Regions from separate parts of the Homo sapiens genome. Here region 2 is linked to region 1. A link is a loop called in an ENCODE intact Hi-C map of the cell type or tissue named here. Cell type or tissue: endothelial cell of umbilical vein. All regions are shown on one strand. Links, peaks and the distances in the headings refer to the core of each region. The heading gives the core; the rest is flanking DNA. Region 1 has its middle 56 kb from the start of LINC00377. Region 2 has its middle 150 kb from the start of LINC00377.

Region 1 (11,613 bases), core at 2,339-10,338:
AAATCAAAATATGTTTATGTTTATCTTATATGGTGTTTTACAGCAGGAATATTGAGAATTAGGTTATTTTCAGAGTTAGATTGTGAAATTAAATCTCATAGAGTTAATTTAAATATTTACTGTGGATAAGAAGGGGTGTAACATACTAAATCTAATATATTAATAGTAATAGGCACAGCTATCTAATTTGACTTGTTCTTTTGTTATCTACACATATAATATAAAAATCTTTAGGTTAGATAATTTCTTTTCCGAAAGAATTAGATGTTTCAGTTTTATCTTACTACCTAGGTACACAGACAATCATGGCTCTTTCCCATCCCAGGAAAGGTAAACATTTGTTTTCCCTAGAAATCCCTTAATGCTTATAGAGCAAAGTACTGTTATTTTAAAAATGCATTTCATCCTAACAGCCATACTTTCTAAGTATTTACTTAATACAAAGGAAGTAAGCTACAGTTCCTTTTAAATGTAGGTTATTACTTCAGTCTCCAACCCATTAAGTTTTCTAAACTAGGGCTTGCGGTATTTGGCATCAATTCTCCTATTCTTTTGATAAGTACCTAAACAGGATGTCCTTGAAAATTATATAAGAAATAGCTCTGCAAGTTTTCCGCCCTCAGGAATAAGCATTAAGATTGGCAGATGGCTTAAGTGGAAATACACAGAAATGCACTTTAGCCAGCATTAGAAAGTGTTCCAGCAGATATTACTGAGGTTAATTCATGAAGGACCATCTCACTTCCTTCTGAACTGAAATGTTTTAATGGCCTCAAGTTGAAGATGCTTAATTTGTGTAAACTATTCCAAGTTAGTCTCAGTGAGGGGAACTGGTATATAACTAGCATTATAAAAATGATGTTTGATTCTTTACCACAGGAATTTTATTTTTTGATAATGAAGAAAGAAGAAATATCCCAACTCAAACATTTTCCTAAATCTTGGACTGCTAAGTCATTCTGCATACAATTTAAATTCTCTATCTTTTTATATTTTTTCTCTTCTTATTCCCCTATTCAAGCACATAAAGTTAAAGTAATATGGCAAATATTTCATTATACTCTCAGAATTAAGTGTTCATAAGTTCATGAAAAATTTAAGTGCTCAGTAGTAATGTTATGCAAACATTTGAAACATTTCAATTAATTTTCCAAGTTAAAGATGTCATGTATTAGAAATAATTGGGGAAAGTCCATGAATATGGGAATTGGGAAAATATTAGTGTTTGAAAGTAATACCCTATTTTTATTTAATTCAGTATTTCATAAGCAGCAGGTATCCCTGTAGACTATAATAATTTTTGTGTTGATATTTCTAAAAGTATGAACATAATATATTCAACAAATAGGAAAGTCCTCAGAATTAACTCAAATGGGCAAAACGTGGAATTGTCCAGCATACTCCAGCAGTAGCATTTTTAGTGACATAAATTGAGCTTTCCTGTGCTTAAGTACCAACTAGGTAAAGCATAGGAAAATGCAAATAGAAAATATTCAAGGAATATGAAGAATTTTTAAACTTTTAGTATTAATTTTGTCCTTCAATCTACCAGCTTACTAGCAAGTCAGCTATCCACATTTCATTATGAGGATATACACATATTTGGTTAAACTGGAGGTCAAAAAATAAGGAACAATTAAAAAAATATTGATAATTGAGAGATTTAACTTCTAGGATTTTTCTTTCTTATTTAATTCAAATTGTATTACATAATTTCCTTTCAATCACTCTAACCTTTTACATATTGTATTGCTATCCTGAGAGTGTGTGTACTCTCTTCCCCGCTAACTTCAGTTTAATGGGAACAGAATAGAGTAGAATTCAGCTAAACACTAAACACTAAATGGACACTTATTACTATTTTATATACAGCATGTTCAGCTACCAGACATTCCCTACCTCCATTTATCCACATACTAAATTCTGCCTTGAAATTATCAGTAATATATAAGAACTTGGGGAAGTAAATTCTGTGAGCTAAAATGATCTACGTTCACATGAATCAATATATTTATAGATTTCGGTAACTGTTTTTAAAAACTAAACTTTAATAATAAAAATCACAGGAAAATAAATACATTTATAATTCATGTCATTAAAACAGAAACATTAAGAAACATGCAAAATTCTTCATAGGATATTTTCAAAATGTGTTATAATGCTAACTTGCTCAATTTGTGTGTGTTTATGTGTGTTTGTGTGTATTTTTCTGTATGTGTGTTGATTTTGGCTTTAGTTGTAAATTGAAAACAGAAGGCAAAATTACTTCCTTATTTCCTAAAAATATATACTATATTATCTTTTAAATAAGAGGTTGGAAATGTTTTTATTCAATGAACTACTTTTTTAAAAAAGCGAACTTAATGGTGTTTACATGAATATGAATTGCTATGGTTGTAGTTCTAAATGAGTCCAAATATCTCTGAGATTACCCCACCTTTTCCTTCTCTACTCCCAAGAAACCAAGAACTTTGTTTCTCAATTATTTCTTGTATACATCAAAGCTCCCATATTTCCAGTCCACACCTCTGTCATGAGGCCCAGAAAAGCCAGCTTCAATAAAATAAACCCTACACTGAAATCACTATAGTCATTCTCTTCAATCTGGATTTTTCTTTTGTATTCCCCAGACAATTCCATAGTATTACCCAAGATTATTACCCAAGTATTATTGCAAGAGTAATCTTTTAAAGCAAATATAATTATGTCATTCCTGCCAATAACATCCTTTCTAGAGCTTCATAACCTATACGAAAAAGTAGAAACTCCTCATCATAGCATAGTAGGTCAAGGACTTCCTAATCTAAGATTGTCTACCTTTCCAATTTACACCATACAGTAAGGAGATTCACACTCAACTGCCCTAAAATGCTATGGATTTTTTTTTTTTTTTTTGAGTCAGAGTCTTACTCTGTCGCCCAGGCTAGAGTGCAATGGCACGATCTTGGCTCACTGCAACCTCCATCTCCCAGGTTCAAGCAATTCTCCTGCCCCAGCCTCCTGAGTAGCTGGGATTACAGCCGCCTGCCACTGTGCCTGGCTAATTTTTGTATTTTTAGTAGAGACAGGGTTTCACCATATTGGCCAGGCTGGTCTCGAACTCCTGACTTCATGATCCACCTGCCTTGGCCTCGCAAAGTGTTGGGATTACAGGCATGAGCCACCATGCCTAGCCGCTATGGTATTTTTTATCAAAATTTTTCTTTTGCAGTATGTCATACTGAAATCAAAGTGTACAAATGAAATCATGCCAGTATGGTTGTGTATTTTTCTCTTTCTTTTTTAAGACCTGTCAATTTTTCCTGTGTGTATATTGATCTTAAACATTAGCCGCATTATTACAATTACCATTGTTCACAATTACTAAATTATTAAATTTTTTATTGGATTAAGTCATTTATCATTATAAAGTGTATTTTCTCACCTTTGCTATCACTTATTGCCTGAATCCTACTACCAAAACATCACCACTTTGATTAGTGTTTGCATGCTAATATCCTTTGAGTTTCAGCTTAAAAAAATATTTTTGGTATATTCTCTTGTAACCAGTATATTTTTGGATATTTGTCTTTAATCTAGTGTAAGCATTTCTATTTTTATTAAATATTTGATCTATTTATGTTTAATATATTCACTAATGTAGTTGGTTTCAATTTTGTCATTTTATTATTTCTGCCCTACTCATTTTGTTACTTTAGCTTTCCTTCCCTCCATTATTTTGGGTTAATTAAGTGTTCTTTCATGACTTCATTTTTTTCTCAGCTAGTTATATACTAAGAGTGTCCAAGTCTTGTTCCTGTTTTTCAAAAACAATTCTTTTTTAACTTTTAAAATTTATTTTTATTATTATTTTTTAATTTTTGTGGGTACATAATAGGTATATTTAGTTATGCAGTACATGAGATGTTTTGACACAGGCGTGCAATGTGACATAAGCACATTATGGGGAATGCGGTGTCAATCCCCTTAAGCATTTAACCTTTGAGTTACAAACAATTCAATTACACTCTAAGTTATTTTAGAATGTACAATTAAGTTATTATTGCCTATAGTCACCCTGTTGTGCTATCAAATAGTAGGCCTTATTCATTCTTTCTGTTTTGTTTTGTACACGTTAACCATCCACACCTCCCGCCAATCCCCCTGCTGCCCTTCCCAGCCTCTGGTAACCATCCTTCTACTATCTCCATGAATTCAATTGTTTTGATTTTTAGATCCCACAAATAAGTGAGAACATGCAGTGTTTGTCTTTTTGTGCCTGGCCTATTTCACTTAACATAATGACCTCCAGTTCCATCCATGGTGTTGCAAATGACTGGACAGCATTCTTTTTTATGGCTGAATAGTACTTCATTGTGTATACGTGCCACATGTTCTTTATCCATTCATCTGCTGATGGACACTCAGGTTGCTTTCAATTATTGGCTGTTGTGAACAGTTCTGCAACAAACACGGAATTGCAGATATCTCTTTGATGTATTGATTTCCTTTCTTTTGGGTATATACACAGCAGTGGTATTGCTGGATCCTATGGTAGCTCTTTTCTCAGCTTTTTGAGGAAGCTCCAAACTGTTCTCCATAGTGGTGGTATTAATTTACATTTCCACCGAAATATACAAGGAAATCTGTATGATTTCTGTATGATTACTCATCATTCACATCTTACTCCAAATGCAATGGCCTTTTCTCTAAATTCTTGCCAGCATTTGGGATTTCCTATCTTTGGGATATAAGCCATTTTAACTGGGGTGAAATGATATCTCATTTTAATATTCACTTGCAATTCTCTGATAACTAATGATGTTAAGCACTTTTTCATATGCCTGTTTGTCATTTGTGTGTCTTCTTTTGAGAAATGTCTATTCAAATCTTTTGCCCATTTTTTTGAGAAGAGTATTAGATTTTTTTTCCGTAGAGTTGTTTGAGCTCCTTATATATTTTGGTTATTAATCCCTTATCAGATAGGTAGTTTGCAAATATTTTCTTCCATTCTGTGGGTTGTTTCTTCACTTCGTTGATTATATCCTTTGCTTTGCAGAAGCTTTTAAACTTGATGCGATCAAAAGGAATTCTTCTAACATTACCAATATATTTGTAATAGGTAGTTAGTGAATAAAATGGACATATTTACAAAGCAAAGAAGTTCTCTTCTGGTAATAATTTTAATCAGCTCTATCATGTTTAATAAAAAGATTTATTGATTAGCAAAGCAAGATCCTTCCTTGTTCTACCAAATATGCTTTTTTTCTACATCTTTGAGAAGATCAGACAGTTTGCTTCTACCTAAAAATGTACAGGTAGAAAAAAAATTCCAAGGGCTAAGCCTGATAGCTTCCGTCAGACAGCAAGGCTCCAGCCTCGCACTCCTAATACCCGTATTCCACACAGTAGCCAGAGTGACCCTTCTAACGTTCAACTCAGATCATGATTTTCCTATGATTAATAATGCATTCCAATTTCAACAGTAATTAAATACATATTTATTACTATGGTGACAAGATCTTAGAAGATTAGTCATCCATCTGTTTGCTTGATTCTCATCTCTCGCCTTCCTTCCCTTATTCACTATATTTCAGTCATAATGGCCTTCCATCTCTCAAAATAGTCAAGTGCATTTTTATCTCAAGGCCTTTACATCATCTCTTCCTTTAGTTCGGAATATTTTTACGTATCTAGGGATTACTCATCATTCACATCTTACTCCAAATGCAATGACCTTAGAAGGCGATTTCTTAGCACTATTTCATCCCCATAGGGTCATTTTTTACCCCATATTACTTGTTTATTTATCCTGTGTTTATTTTCTGAATTATACCAATTCTTGTACTTGAATACTTAAATACTAGACTCTGTCTGAGTAATTTGCTGCTATATTCTCAATTTTTCACAGTGCTGGATATACAGTAGGCAAATATATGTGGACTATTTGACTACTTTAATTGCATGTCAAAAATAGAATCCGTGATTATTCCTATCCCAATTTGCTTCCCTCTTAGCACTTTTCCATTTAAGTAAATGACAACATTACTGTGGGTGTGTAAAGTTAAAACTTAGGAGTCACCTTACTTTTTCTTTTCAGTTCAATTCATTTACTAATTCTTGATTCTTTCCACAAAACATATGCTAATACTGTCTACTGATGTCTGTGTATTCTGCAATCATACTATTCCAGGCCAGTGTCATATTTCATTTGTTTGGGTATAAAGGCCCCTTGTGGTGGATTTATTAGTATTCAGAAATAGGTTCTGCCTCTCTCCTGGGAAGCCTTGTCTTTCTTCACACTGATGCTCTGGCTTGGCCGTGTAATTTCCTCTGAACAATTGAATGTGAAAATAAGTGTTACTTCTAGGCAGATTCACTAAGAATTAGAATCTCTAAAGTCAGTCTATCCTTTCCTCTGTTATGAAACAAGAAATTTTTTCAGCCAGAGTCTTCAGCTTCACCCACCTTGTTCTAGAGTGAGGATGAAGTTGAATAGGACTTTAGCCTACAGTGCACATACGATTTGTGCTTATAAACCCCTCATGATGATCATCTATTTGTTTTGTTATTGCAGTCATCTAGAAGTAAAATAACTAGGTCAAAATAATTAAGACATATTACTACAGGTGGTTACAATTTCTATAAAAATTCAAAGCTAAAAGCAGCACTGAGGTCTAGAAATTATATAAATAAATAGTAGTAAACAAAAAAACTATATTTGATTTATGGACTCGCAGAAGATTCATTATATCATCTTCAAGTTACTTATCAAGATGTTACTATCATGCTTAATTTCCTCAGCTAATTTTAAGATACTGTATGTTTGTATCATTAAATATCTCAATGACACTTTAGAGTATAAAGATGTTATTATTCACCCTTGTTTCCCCAGAACTGGAAGAGTATTTCTGTATAGTGAATGCTCCATTCATAGGAATTACTAAAAGAAAGATACATAGACAATGGGTAAATGAACAAATGCATATAGCAAAGCAAACTGAAATAACATATTCCAACATTATATGCATAACTAATTAAATCTTAGATACTGATAAGTGGAAAATTATAGTTGTATCCAAAGACAATATTAAAACTATTTCTTTGATTTGTCTGACGTAATAGGAGATGTCCCTTGTATATCTTCCTTCCAGAACATTTATTTCAATTATACCTGAAATTCCACCATTTGAGGATTGTCCCTTGTTCTCATGCATAGCAGTTTGGTATGGCTTTCTGTATATATGCAGAAATGATATTGTGTATTTTCCAGCTACTAAAATGAATTATTATATAATAATTTATTCCTTCATTTAGCATTTATGAAATGTTTAATATAAACAATAATGTTGGATAACTAAACTAAAAAAGTAAAAAGAGACATAAACCCTCATTTCAATTAAGCAACAGTTTAATGAACAATGTTTTCCTACATTAATGAGGATAACTGAAATTACAGGATTATTTAAAGCTGGCAAACAAGAAAACAAAGAATGAAAGAAAAATTCTAAGTTATAAGAACGAGTCCATGGTATTGAAAAATGAGAGAAAAGTGAAAAAGGGGATTTCAAAATATGAATTTATATTTATAATTTTAAGTAGTTAAAAATAAAGTCTTTGATCTGATACAAAGTGACTTTCTCTGCTATTCAAAACTTTTATCTGCTAAAATACTGATTTAGCCCCAATTTACTCTATCATATTCAATTCTAGGTGCTTTACCGGTGAAGAAATTGAGACTCAGAGCCATTGGTAAATTTTCCTGTCTACACAGTCTTAAGTAGTTGGTCAGTCAGGCTCCAAAGTCCATATATTTTCCCCTACCTAGGTTATTATTCTATAAAGTCAGACATTGTTGATTCAATGATTAAAGTACTGTTAGATTTAATTCTTGTAGTATTCATAATCCTTATTTTCCAGAGGACCAGAAAGGTGAAATAACACAGAAATATTCTGAAAATTACTTATCCTTACCAAAGAGTGTTGCTTGTCTTTTGGAAATCAGAGACATAAAGAAAGGTCTAGTGTCCAGCTGTATGTTCTTTAAAAAATCTTATCTAGCTTTCCCATTCATGCTCACTATTCTGCTACCTTTCTCACTTATGCCTAATTCTATAGTTTGAGACCTCGTGGTTGTTTGTTCGAACACAAAATATAAATTCTGCACTCCATTCTTCAAAGCTTAAAATATTTCAATGTTCAAAGTCCTTGTTTCCAAATGGTAACATACAGTCAGAATATACTTACATATTTTACTTCAGGATTTTGTTTTAAGAATACATACCAAACAGATAGTCAGGATTGTTTTAGAAAGCATGCATAAGTGTGATTTTTGTATTTTCTATTTTAAAAGTCTCTTGAAAAATGAATACCACACTTTGAGTCTAATGTTAGATTACTTTCCCCCAAATGAGAAGACTTTGACTTGAGTTCTTAAATCTGATGACTAAGCACATTTCTTGACATAAAGTGGAGTCTCCCTAAATATGTCTTGACTAAGAATTAATTCTGTGAATAGATATGGCTTTTGATATAGGATTCCTAGTAAAACTCCAATCCTACAGAATGAGCTAGGGAGAAAAAAGTTAAATAATTCTTAGTAGGCTGAAAGGCAAGAGATCTGTCCTAACATATTTAACTCCCTCTAAGGCATACAGATGTTCTTCTCCCAAAGGGAGGAAAGAAGTGGAAGATGAAATTGAAGAGATAGTACTATGTCTTGTCAGCAGTTTCGGAACAACTGCCAATGAGATTCACTATTAGCAAAGAGGTTTCAGAGATAATGCATTGTTACAACTGGCATCCTCACACAGGATGCTTGGCTTTTTAAAAGAATCAATACTTTGCTATTTGCAATAAAGTTAAAGGTAGAGTGCACAGAGACAGAGAGGGATGTGGGGAGAGAGAGAATTCAATTATTGTACAAACACTGAGAGAACCAGGTACTTTACTAAAATGACAATTCTCTATATTTGCTTCTCTAAGTAAAATTTTGCAAGTTAAATTATTAAAAAAATGAGAAAATGTAGGCAGATATAATTCTCATGAGAGAATGATAAGAAATAGGATGGCCTTTTGTCAAATTTCCTTCCTTTTTTCGTCCTTCTTCCTCTCTCATTTTCGTACCTTTTCCTCTTTCTTTCTTCCTCTTTTTCTCTATTTCTTACTTTCTTTTTTTCATTCTCTCCCTTTCTATCTCTTCCTCTCTTATTCTTTCATGTTTCTGTGATTCTTTCATTTTAAAAGTTGTTTTTTAAACTACCAATGGAATTATTTCCAAGGTCATTAGTGGCAGCATCTGGTATTATTGATGAAAGTGGGATGCCTAGGATTATGTATGGGGGGGAAGAGCAAGAATTCCCTGGGCCCTGTGAAGAAGCAAACTTCTCTTCCATCTGGTTGTGAGCAGCATCCCTAAGGGACAGTGGACAGGAAAGACACTTAAAGGGCAAATTCCTCTCTACTCCAAGATCTGTACCCAGGGCCAAGCTTTCCCACACCTGGACCATGAATGGATTTTTCAATTATAATTAGATAAGAAAGAAACTTTATCATCTATTATTTTCAGGAGCAGAAGTTGGATGGAAATGTTAGTAGCTAGAAAAGAAGAAAAATGAGCTACAGAGTATGCTATTGTGTCTTACTTGGATGAAATTTTGAAATAAATTGGCAATATTAAAATGAAGTTTGATTCTGATTTTCAAGAGATATTGCTTTCAGATTCTCAACTTATTCAGTATTTTTTAAAAAAACTTTTAATATCTTACTACAAAAATACATTGCATTTTGCATATTGATGAGTAACACAACACTTAAAAGAATCCCTGTTCTCTGTTTCCACAGAGGAGATTTATATAAAATAGGTTGTTTTTTGATTTAGAAACAGAAAGTTTTCAACTTACTGTATTCACTTGATACAATAAACACAGCTGTCTATAGAAACATCAGCAGTTGAATTATCAAATACTTTCAAGTAAGTCAGAGTGAGATAAATTTCCTAGACTTTTAAAATTTAACACTCTATGGAATTGAGTGGCCTATTTAAAAAACCTGTATTTTAAAATATTATGTTTATGAATCCCTGAAATCTTACCCATTGTGTAACCGTACTATACAGTCATGCACTGTAATGACGTTTCAGTTAACAATAAACACCAGACACAAGAGTGTTTCCATAAGACTATAATGTAATTGAATAATTTTTATTGCCTAGTGATGTCATAGATGCCATATTCTGTAGCACAGCACATTATCTTTTCTATGTTTAGATATGTTTACATACATAAATATGTACCATTGTGTTACAATTGTCTTTGTTATTCACTACAGTAATATGCTGTACAAGTTTAGCTTAGGAGTAATAGGCTATACCATATAGCCTCGGGGTGTAGTAAGTTATACCATCTAGGCCTGTGTGTACTCTACAACGGTCAAACAATGATGGAATGGCCTAAAGACATATTTCTTAAAATTTATCCTCATTGTTAAGTGATATATGACTACATATCTGTGTGTGTGTGTGTGTGTGTGTGTGTGTGTGTGTATGCATGCATGTGTGTGTGTTCTAGTTCCTGAGAGTTAGGGACTTAAAATTATCACAGGTTAATATATATGTATTCATGTTTTTGTGCATGTTTGTTTGCCTTAGACATTAGGTCAAGCTAAGATTTCCAAATAATCATGTATAAAATAGAAATCATTGGTTTAACATTTGTTATTTGTATATAATCAATTTTCAGGGTATTCTCATTACATTGTGGAAAATAATAGAGGAAAAATAGAGACCTTTCATAGACTAGGTCTATTTCAACTTGTAAACAAGAAGGAATTGCTTTTAATCTGAGACAGTGAAACCACTGCAGAAGATAGGCATTGCTATACGGTAGAGGATGTCAAACCTCAGACGATTTGACTTTGAACTGGTACATGTGCCAACAGCTTTAACATAGAGAAAGTCTCCGTGTGTAGACATAAATTCGGCTGCCATAACAATTACCTGTTTGAACAAGAAATGAAACCAGTAATGATAACCCAAAGATCAATAGGTGAGAGGGGTTACTTCTGGTGAATGGCAAAGAAAAAAATAACCTACAGACATGAGTAAGTGTATAATCATTTACACAGAGAGAGTCAAGAGTAGAAATTTTGGGGGAGATTTGTCTCAAATCCTGGCAAAGAAAACATAAAGAATCTAGAGATAAACATTACCACATTAAACTTTGCTTTAGATTGCCTTTTGTTTCATGCTCTATACTCAGTCATGGACCCCTAGATCTTTATGTAGCTGGTTATAGTCATCATTATAGGGATAGATAGACACATTTAAAAGCCCATTGGAATTTCTGCATGGCCTTAAGTTATTGTATACTTGCCTAAGACTAATTTCTGTCGGCCAGGAAGTATTTATTAACCAACTAACTAGAAGAAAACTGTAACTTTATATCTCTAAGTTAATAAAAATGCCCATTAGTAAATAGCATTCTGCATATTTGCATGCCCCAAACCATCTCATGAAGTTCTTATCCTAAGTTAAAACATACTCTTGTCTATCCATGAAAGTGTTCTTTTAATCCCTAAGGTATAATGTGGCTTTTCTGGCCACTAATATGGCTGGAACTGAATCCAAACCAAGCC
Region 2 (11,613 bases), core at 1,546-9,545, 92 kb before region 1:
AGGGAGAAAAAGCTCACCCACATTGCTCTCTTTAAGTGTTTTTCCATGTTTAACTAGCTTCATGGAGATTCCCATATGGCTATTAAAGAATTATATTATCAAATAGAAAAATAATAAGTATATTAAAAACAGTATATAATCATGCTATTAGAAAGGAAGGACCAAGCTGTGAGCACATTATATTTAAGAGTTCAGAAGAGTAGGTACTCAATAAACGCCATGCACAGCATAGGCTTTGAGAGCCTACTTTCTAAATCCAATATATAACTAACTAAATAATGCAGCTTTGATAACCTTCAAAATAGAAAGTATATGGTCCATTAAGAGAACACATTAAGAAATCGTATTGACTCAAGCACAGATCCTTCAAGTGCCCATTATTAGCCAAATGCCTGCATCAGTAGTTACCCACACAGAAAACAGTTTTGTTAAATACACCTCGGGCCATAAATTGCCATTCTTAGTCAGCTATTGACCAATGTCTCCAATGAGAAACTTTAAAATTCCAATTTTTGCTTTAAACTTGCCTTTTTACATGGCATAGCTCATTTTTAGAATGTAATAAAAATCAGCATTTTTAAAAAAAGCAAAAGCTAGTGTCCAGCGGAAACATTCTTGCCTGGGCCACTGCTCACATCCATGCTGCCTCATGAAAGAAACAAAGTAGGAGGCTTCTTTTTCAATTACATTGTAACTGTCAACAAAACAGCATCCTAAAAGGAATCATTCAAGTCATTTTCTATCAAATGCCAAGGATACAAAATAGATTTTCTTGTTCCCTTGATGTATGCAGTACGAAGATGTTATCTCTGCTTTCTGAATGGACTGCACTTGATACAGACCTGGAAAATACATAATTAATCCAAATGTATTGGTTTTTAACTAGATTCACACATGGGCTGCCTAAATTAAATTACATTGTTTTCAGCTTCTGATCATGTAAGTAAGCAAACTTTTTCAGTCTGGGTTTCAGGCACAGCTCCAAAATAAAAGTTAAAACTCTGCGATTGATTATTCCCCGCCTTGGAAAACAAGGCTGCTCCAACTACTCTGGCTCATAGACTCTGGCAAGAGTTTCCTCAGTTGAACCTAGATCACTATCCACAATCTGTTCTTCTTCCTTTAATTTTACTGATTAAATTTTAGCTCTACCTTTTTGATCTGTGTTTCCTTGAGTTTATTACATTCTAGACTTCCTTTTCCACCTTTCTCTTCTCATATTGTTTTTTCTCCCTACTCCCCTCAAGCCAGCCTTTTTTTCCATCTCCATTATTTCTCTTGCCATAGCTTGTCTGCATTCACACCTACCACCACTATGGGAGCCTTCTGTAGTGTGGACTAACTAGCTATTATTAATACAACTCTAAAAGACAACTTGTAGCTTCTTTCAACTTCAGCATTCCACAGCCTCATTTTGAATCAGCAAATAAAGGATGGGTTTTTGTCTGCCAAAAGAAGGTACATGTAATGCACATTTAATTTGAGAAGGATTTAGCCCTCATGTAAGTCTTTATTCAGGTGTAGTTATTCAGCCGTTTATACATCTCGGAATGAGTTCAGTATGTGTCATGTGGAACCTGTTTGAAACAAATTTTAATCTCTGAAACTTACTTTTTAAGGAGGAAGTTGAAAATTATCTTTTATTTTAGCTGAAGGGGCAAGCTTAGGTGAAGATTGTGTGAAGAGTATGAAGATAATGTATCTGAAACAATATCCAGAGAAGGAAAAGCAAAAAAGGAGAAAATAAAGGAGAATGGAGGGAAATAAAGGAGAGGAGAAGACAGGAAAAGAGAAAGGAGGAGAGGAAGGGAGAGGACAGAAGGAGAGAAGGGGAAGCTAGGAGTAACATTAGTTTTATCAGGAGCATTGTTAACCATATTTGCTGTACAGGTTATATGTCAAACTTTTTGAAATCCTTATTCTATAGCTACAGAACTAGAGAAGAGCATCTTCTCTAACCACAGAGGAAGGAATCTCTATTTTTATAAGCTAAGGGAGAAAAAAATACCTTAGCCAGTGATATATAATAAAGTGATTATAATTTGTTACGATTAAACCAAGAATCTAATTTAATTTCGCTGATTTAATTAAATTAAGAGATTAATAATATTTGTTATAAAAGCTTATTGTTTTACAAAGTCTCATTCATAGAGACAAAACAGCAAATAAATGAATGGTCATCAATAGAAAATGGCTGTGTAAAAATAGTCCTATTGTATCATGAATTATTATGCTGTCACCATATTAGGGTATTTCCATGAGTTTATAATAAGTGAGAAAATAAAATAGAGAAAAATTATATAGTAATTATTGCTTTTGTAAATCAATAAAACTTCCCCATATATGTGTATGTATATATATATGGATAAGGAGATGTGTGCATATATATATATATATATATATATATATATATACACACACAATTTTTAATATATATATATTATATATATAGTGTGTGTGTGTGTGTGTGTGTGTGTATATACATATATATGCTTATCTATTATTATATATGCCTAGAGGAAAACAGAGAATAATATCTACTAAATAGATTTTCTGGTTTGATGCTGGGTGATGGATATGAGTGGAAGAGGATGGGAGAGAGAACAAGAACCAAATAGGAAGTAAGCAGAGGAGAGTGGGGTAGAGTAGTCATCGGATAAAAACAAGTATGTAGATAGAGTGTAATTAAGCATTTGTTTCATATGTACAGTTTATTATTTTTATAAAAAGCATATTTAATTATATGTAAATGAATTCATGAGTGTCTCTGTATAGAAAATTTAGTCTTTTTAAAAAAGAAAGAAGAGAACTTTATTCACTGATTCAGTTCTCTTGTCATTCTACCCAGCAACCACTAAAATCAAAATTATGCATTTAGAGCTCTACAAACAAGACATGCACATATGTCTTCATATCATTCATCTCATCTCACTTCTTCACAACTACACCACGAGATGTAAACTTACGTTTCAGGTTGCAAATCTCCAAAGGGCACAAGTAAAGCTAGATGTCAAAACTCTACAATGGCTATTCAAACATATGGGAAATGCCATAGTAACTAGACCATGGGTTTGACGAAGAGGCAGCTCCTTGATTGCAAAAATTAGACTAGCAGCAGAAACATGAGTAAATAATTTTAAAACTTGAAGAAAGAAATTTGTATCAGGTCAACAAACACAAACTATTTTTGTTGTATTATACGCATATATTAATCATTAACAGAGTTTACAATTTTTCAGATGCTTATTAGTCTTTTGCCCTTTTGTATCTAAACAGTTTTCTTTATGTTCTCATCTTCTGCAAAATTATGTGTATTTTCCTCTTGTACGATATTTTTAAATTGAAATTTTATTCTTATTGAATTAATGTATGCCCAATTTTAATGTTTAAATAATTCGATAAATCTTAAACTCTAGCAGTTCTTTGTCCAGCTCCTGCATGCCCTGATTTTGGCCACTCTAAAATCTGTTATCTGTGAATTTAGCTGTTAAGTCTAGGATTCACCTCTATATATCTAAATAGTATGTTAAAATGACTATATTTTGAGTTTTCATTTTACACAATACCTAATGAATTCCTATTATAGAAAATACACATTTAGTTCACTTTTACCTTATTTCTCCCCTGGTAAATAACGTAATACAAATTCTCTCAATATTCTTTTTCTTTTTTTTTTCTGAAAGCCAGTTTATTAAGAAAGTAAAGGAATAAAAGAATGGCTACTCCATAGACAAAGCAGCCTCAATATTCTTATGTAACAACTTTAGTTTGATCAATATTTAATCTTTATATTTTAAAAACTATAGCTATGTTACTTAAATTTGAGTCTTTCAACATGATTCTCTGGCTTTTACATCACTCTTTTGTTTCCTGTAAAGTTAACAATTGTTTTTATTCTGCTTGATTTTCCCTGTTCCTAGTGCTAATTTATCAACAAACTCCTCACTGCTGATGTAAAACTTAATTCTATAATGGGCAATTTATTTAGTGCATTTTTTTTTTGAGAAATTTTTCGTGGGTTCTCCTGTCTAATCTCACCTAAACTGATTTTTCTCTGAGCGTTGTTGCACAGCTTCATCTTGAAGCTTTCATTTACCATAAACCATTGTCGCTCTGTTATATTGTATCTTCTATTTCCTGAAAACCGTGGCTTCTTCCTTGGTATGCTTCTCTTGGGAGTACGTCTTCTTTCAGCCTCCTTTAAAAGAGTGCGAGTGAGATGATCTTTGTTAAGCTGACATGTCTGAACTTGATCTATACTTATGATTAATTAATAGCTTGATGGAGTGCTGAAGCTGAGACTGGAGATAGCTTTTCCTCAGAATGTTGATGATGTTGTTTCCTTTTTGCTTGCCATCTAGTGTTGTTATTGAGAACTCTAACATCATAATCAATCTCCTCCTTTGTATGTAAACGTTTTTCTCCTGTTAGGGAGTCTTTGGGATCTGTTCTTTCTACTTGTGGTTCTATAATTTGCCTTGGTGTGGTTTTGTCTTCTATTACTGTTCTGAGCATTTAGTGAGCCCTTTCTATTTGAAAGTTTATGCTCTCAGTTTTGGAAGTTTTCCTTGATTACTTCTTTAATAATTTTCTATTTTTTTCTTTTTCTATTTCTGAATCCTCTTGTAGTTAGATTTTGCATGCTCTATATTGAAGATTTTGTATGCCTTGTATTGGTAATTTTTAAATATTTTTATTTCCTCTTTTATATTTATCATAATACCTAGTTTCTACTATCATTCTTTGACAACTTCTAACCGTTTTAGTTATTTTTCAATAGAAAATCATAAGGCTTTTGTTGTTCTCTGATTTTAAAATTACATCCTAGTTTTTCAATGCAACATAAATTTTTCTTATTTCCCCAATAATTTTAATAGTAGCTGGTATTGTGTACAATTTTCTTTTCTTTCCAGAATTTCTTCCGTTTTCTCCAATTTTTACTTTTTTTTATTCGTTGGTATTGGTATGTCTTTCAGGCTCTTGCATGTCTATCAACCCTTGTGCATCCAATCACTTTTAAGAATGAAGTGCTAGGCCAGGCGCGGTGACTCATGCCTGTAATCCTAGCACTTTGGGAGGCCGAGGCGGGCGGATCACGAGGTCAGGAGATCGAGACCATCCTGGCTAACATGGTGAAACCCCGTCTCTACTAAAAATACAAAAAATTAGCCGGGCGCAGTGGCGGGCCCCTGCAGTCCCAGCTACTTGGGAGGCTGAGGCAGAATGGCGTGAACCCGGAAGGCAGAGCTTGCAGTGAGCCGAGATAGTGCCACTGCACTTCTGGCCTGGGCGACAGAGCGAGACTCCGTCTCAAAAAAAAAAAAAAAAGAATGAAGTGCTAAAATGTTACATTGGGGCATTTGTTTGGAGTAGGGCAAAACATTTCAACAGGTGGTTTTCATGTCTACATAGTAAAATAATCAAATGCGGATGTAAATATTTTATTGCAAAGCCCACACATGTTGGTATTTGTGAGTCACTTTTCCTAGGCCAGATTCGCCAAAGAAAACTCCAATTTCCTGCTTCGAGCTTAGAGGAGGGGAAGATATTAACTTGGCTTATAGCATTCAGAGATCTCAGAAGGGACAAGTGGCTGGAAACCACTTAATACAGAGCTTTTCCATTGTAATCACTACCCACCTCCACCACCCTCACCTAAAACTGGTGACTGATTATTTAAGAATGTTAAATGACTTTGATTATTTAAGAATGTTAGACAATAGCATAGTGAGAACTTGCCGTAAGCTAAATATTTTTAACTGCTTTCACACAAATTATCTCAGGTTTCATGTTTAAAGTAGATAGGGCCAGGTGCAGTGGTTCATGACTGTAATCCCAGCACTTTGGGAGGCTGAGGTGGGTGGATCACTTGAGACCAGGAGTTCAAGACCAGCCTGGCCAACATGGCAAAGCCGCATCTCTACTAAAAATACAAAAAAAAAAAAAAAAAAAAAAAATTAGCCAGGCATGGTGACGCATGCCTGTAATCCCAGCTACTCAGGAGGCTGGGATGAGAGAATCACTTGAACCGGGATGCAGAGGTTGCAGTGTGCCGAGATCATGCCACTGCATTCCAACCTGGGCGACAGAGCATGACTAGGTCTCTAAATAAATAAATAAAGTAGATTGGTAGTTTTTCCATTTTATACATGATGAAAATGATGTTTAGTAAAGTTAGTAAATCCCACTGTCAGTATGTTTGATGTGACCCATGAAGCGAATGGATATTAAGAAAGGCATTACGTGTTTGGTTGCAGTTTTTGCTTATACCTTTGTTATTATGTCCAATATTATAAATTAAAGCAGAAATCTGAGAGTTTTTACCTATTATCTGTTCAGAAGATATGACCCTAACTTTGTATGCAAATACTAAAAGTTCTCGGATAGAAAAGGAAAAGCTGTTCTCACCTTTTTCAGAGTCTCATCTAATCAAATCATGTTTTTCAGTGTAAACTGGTTAATATAAATATAGGACGATCAACCAAGGAGATATGAGCTGCCACAATATTGATAATCTACATCATTAAGAAATCCTTACTTCAAACAAGTACTTAATGCTTTTTTCAATGTTTTAGCCAGATAAGCTCGAGATTTTCCTGTCTTCCTGGAATACTGCTGATTCTGGTCGGGTTTCTATAATATTCTTCTTGGCCCAATTTCACTACTGGGACTTAGGTCAACCTAATTGTTGTAATTTTAATGACTCTAGTTTACTTGTCTCTGGCTAGTTCAGTGTGCTGTAAACTCTCCCAGAGATGTGAAGATGAATGAAAACTTCTCTAATTATTTTTGTAGACCAAATATATCATTGGCATCCAAATCTGACAAAGATATTACAAGAAAGAAATATTGAAGATCAATATATCTTATTAATATTGATGCAAAATACTAAATATTATATTAGCAAACAGAATTCAAAGTCACATTAAGAGAATCATACGCTATTACCAAGTTGAATATATTATAGGAATTCAAGGTTGTTTCAAGTAAGTCTATTATATCTCACATAATAATAACATACCAAAAAAAACTTCATAGATGCCAAAAAAGTCTCCCCAAATTCCACTCATTCCTGATTTTTTAAAAAGACTCAAGGTAATAGAAAACTTTTCTTGGTGTGGTATGATGCCTATATTTAGTTCTAAAGTTTATTACTTAATGGGGAAACAAGACCTATTTCCACTAAGATAAGAAACAAGGCAAGGATACTCATAGTCTCCAATAAGATAGTTGAATATAAAATTAGTTTATTAAATTAAATTTTTGGAATCATATAGTTCCAAAAAATAAGAAAGTACTTACAAATGATGATGCCATGTCAAAGAAACTCAGAAGCCAATTAATAGCTTTCATACACACAAAAATAATGAATTTGGTGTTATAATGGTAAGGAAAACTTCACTTATATTGGCAAGAAAGAAGAGTAAAAATTTAGGATAAACTAAATGAGAAATAGGCAAACCTATATAAGATAAATTTTAAAATATTCCTGAAAGGGTGGACTGCCCTTCCTATCTGGCAATAATAAGCTGCCCTGTCCTCTACTTGCTGGAGTGTTAGAGCAAGTCTTGAGGTGAATCAAGACTTTCACCACCACCCAGCAGTAATGAGGCCACCCTCTCTGTGGTGTCAGTGGAAGCCACAGAGGGGAAGTAACAAACAGTTTCTGTTCCAGCAAGCCTGAGAGGTATCAGTGACTGCTTGGTTGAGAGCCGGAATTGTCACCACATCCATGAGTAACAAGGAGCTCCCCACAAACTTGTGTGTCATTAAAGTCAGACTGGGGAACCTAAACTTTTAACCTAGTAAAGAGGCAGCATTCCTTTTTCTACTGCTGGAGTGGTATCAAAAGAAGACAGCTAAAATAGAAGGTTAAATAAGATCCAGAGATCCATACAATATTAATCAAAATATATGATTCAATAGAAACTACCCTTCTTATGAAGACATAGGAAGATCTCAAATAGAATAATAAAAGACAAGTGACAGATGCCAACATCAAGGTAACAGAGGGTTTGGAATTATCTGAAAAAGATATTAAAGCAACCATCAGAAAATTTTTAATGAGCAATTACAAACACCCATGAAATAATACTGTAAGCAAAAAATGAAAGATGTAAAGAAAAATAAAACGAAAACTTTATAAATAAAAAATAAAATAATAAAAAAATGGGATCAACATTAGAATGGATGGGACAAAAATAATTATTGAACTTGAAGATAGAATAATAGAAACCTAATTTGAAAAACAGGGAAACAAGTAGACTGAAAAAAAACTTGAACAGACCCTCAGAGATCTGTGGCATTATAACAAAAGCTCTAACATTTGTGTCATCAGATTTCCATAAGGAGAGGAGGAACAGGGAACGACTGAAAAACTGCTCAAAACAATAATGGCAGAAAACTTTCCCAATTTGCCAAAAGACATAAACATACATTTTCAAAAAGCTGAGTGAATACCAAACAGAATAGATTGAAATCCACACCAAGGAACATCATAGTCATACTTCTGAAAACTAAAGACAACGAAAAAAACCTTGAAAAACCATGAGAGAGAAAAGATACCTTACCTAAAAGGAGTCAACTTAAATGACAGTGGACTTCTCATCAAAAATCTTGGAAGCCAGAAAGCATGTGGCTCAACATTTTTCAAGTGCTGACAGAAAGCATTTAACCACAAATCCTACATTCAGGAAAAATATTATTCAGGAACTAAGGAAAAATCAAGGCATTCTCAGATACAGAGAAACTGAAAATGTGTAACCAGCAGACCAAAAAGAATAGCTAGAGGAAGTTATTTCAACCAAAAGAAAATGTAAAAAATGGAATCTTTGAATACCAAGGGGGAAGAAAACTATGGAAAGAGCAAAAATATGTGCAAATACGTTCCCTTATTCTCTTGTATTAAATTATGTTTCATGGTTGAAACAAAAATTATACCACTGACATGATTTAAAATGTATAAAAAATGTTTAAGACAATTATGATTGGAGGAGATAAAGGGAGTGTTAAAGGACATCAGATTTCTATACTTGATTCAAACCAGTAAATATATTCTGGATAATGAAAGCTGATTTCTTGCTGGATGGGGCAGGCATTAAAATAAGGAAGGAGGCAAAGCCAGGATGACCCTTGTGGAATTGTACTGGAACCAAAAAGACCAATATGTAGTCATGGTGGTTTTTCTTTTTTGTTTTTTTTTTTTAATTTAAATATATACAGTTGGCTATGGGTCTAACTGTGTATGCATGTATGTGCTTACATATATTTATTTTCAGGCTTAGATTATTCTTAAAAGAATTGTCCCTAAAAAACAGTGTGCAAATGTAATGCTGAGATATTCATTTATAAATACCATTTTCCAATAAATGGAAATAGATGATTCTAGGTCTGAGGTAAGAGGAGAAAGCACAGAATGAGCCTGAAACATCAATCATATAGTTCCAGAAACGAAGAAAGTACTTTAAAATGATGATGCCATGTCAAAGGCGCTTGGGAATCGACTTCAAAAAGCAACCAGTGGCCAAATCTGGAACATTTTTAGCCACAAAATAATGGTGCTAGTAATGTTTTCATTTTTGTTTTTAAAGACAGAGTTCTGCTATGTTACCTGTGAGCCACTGTGCCTTGCTGATAGTAATGTTTTATAGCCCATAGACCAAAGTAAATATCCATTAGATTGCACTGGGGTTATAAATAATGAATAGATAAATATATAGTAGAGGGAAAAAATAACTATTTTCAATAGTAGCATTTCAGTATATAAATACAAAAATAATAACTGAAATTAAAATCACCTTTTTGGCTGGGCGCGGTGGCTCACGCCTGTAATCCCAGCACTTTGGGAGGCCGAGGCGGGTGAATCACAAGATCAAGAGTTCAAGGCCAGTCTGGCCAAGATGGTGAAACCCCGTCTCTACTAAAAATACAAAAATCAGCTGGGCGTGGTGGGGCAGGTGCCTGTAATCCCAGCTACTCAGGAGGCTGAGGCAGAGAATTGCTTGAACCCAGGAGGTGGAGGTTGCAGTGAGCTGAGATCATGCCACTGCACTCCAGCCTGGGCAACAGAGCAAGACCCCATCTCAAAAAAAAATCACCTTTTTTGTTTGGTTTGCAGACACACACTGTAATCATTGTAGTCAAGAATTATCAATGTGCACCAAAATTAGTTGGGGAAGGTGTTATGAGAGACAGGATATTTGCAATATTTCAAAGTATCTGCCCATAAGATACTTATTAGTTAAAAGTGAAAATACTAATATTGCGGGACAGAAACTTGGCAAACCTCATTTTAACAGTTATCAAATGTAATATCACCAATAATGAGACATGTCATCCTATATCTGATATGAGGCACTGAGAAGGGTGCAACAAATTTCTGTGGTCCTCTTGCCAAATATGTATGACACATACTCAAGCTGACTAATGAGCAATGTAAACTTAATGCAATGATGAGTGCCGGATTAGATGTTAGGCCGGTGTAAATAAATTAGTGAGACAATTGATAAAGGTGAATAAGATGCAGATGAATCAATATTATTATATCAATGTTAATTTTTAAATTTTGATAGTTATACTATGGTTATGCAATGTGTCAACATTTGTTAACGAGTTGAGAAAAGGGTTTTGGGGAACTCTTCATACTATATTTGCAACTTTGTATAAGTCTGAAATTATTTCCAAATAAAGTTAAAACAGGTAAAAATAAATAAAATAACTAGTGTGACTTCTGTCTCCTGATTGTTCATCAGCTATGATTTTAAATTTGTTGGTATAGTATATATTAAAACATTTAGAACTATATATAAAGATAATTTAATACACTATAGAATAAGTTCATTATTCTGTTTGGTTTGCCCTTAAATGATTTTAAGTTAAAATGTCCTTAAACATTTATTACCATTGTTACATTATTACCTTTTAAATTCAAATTTAGATTTATCTGTAGTCTATAATTTAAAAAATCTCTTACTTTTTCCTGTCTTTTAGGTAAACTTTTCATAGTTGAATAAAAACCAAGAACAGATTAGTAAGTACTAAAATAGTATGGGCCCTTATCATTGTATCTTTTCCAAATAAAGTTATCCCAGTATATAATCTTTACAGGCAAGCCCTATTTGGCAAAGAAACTATGTCCAAATGTTTGTGTTTCAAACATAGAGTAATTATAAACAGTGTAGCAACTTCTCATGATTGGCAAAGAAGAACACATATTGGGGTTTTTAACATTCCACGTAGTTTTATTAACATTTATCTTCAGTTAGGCATTGAGTACATGTGAAGACAATATTGGAATTGAGATAAAATATATACACTTAATGTTTTCTGTAAGGATAAGACAAAGATAACATCTTATTTGATAGTTTGAACTGGTTGGAATTTGACCAATTAGAATGAATAGCTTTGCCTGAAAATCTTTATCTTGATGGTCAGAATTTAGATGGGTAAGCTGCCTGATTAATTCCAGATTTCAAATATTTTCATTCCAAATTTTCTTCCTGGCAGGATAATTACCAGGAATAATATAGATGAGTACAAATGTTTTTGGAAAAATTTATGTTGTTTAGGGTTAAAAATAAGTTCACGATATTTAAACTTGGTCAACTTAAATGA

The links. A loop is a pair of places that touch in the nucleus more often than their neighbours do. Peaks named below come from ENCODE experiments on the same cell type or tissue, not always from the same donor. Only the 100,000 strongest peaks of a DNase experiment are listed, where the experiment ranks them.
Region 2: a loop joins it to region 1, with 7 times the contacts of the local background. A loop is called at or near these places in 2 of 110 quality-filtered maps.

What each region holds. Positions count from the first base shown.
Region 1 is chr13:80,956,871-80,968,483 of GRCh38, forward strand. No RefSeq gene overlaps it. Among named protein-coding and RNA genes, the nearest start is that of LINC00377, 56 kb to the right of the region's middle. In endothelial cell of umbilical vein, for the core only: no CTCF peak of the experiment used is centred there; a DNase peak (open chromatin) is centred at 5,551; H3K27ac peaks cover 1,470 bases.
Region 2 is chr13:80,866,126-80,877,738 of GRCh38, forward strand. No RefSeq gene overlaps it. Among named protein-coding and RNA genes, the nearest start is that of LINC00377, 150 kb to the right of the region's middle. RefSeq lists enhancers at 4,688-5,188, 5,189-5,689, 7,574-7,653. In endothelial cell of umbilical vein, for the core only: no CTCF peak of the experiment used is centred there; a DNase peak (open chromatin) is centred at 5,596; H3K27ac peaks cover 1,055 bases.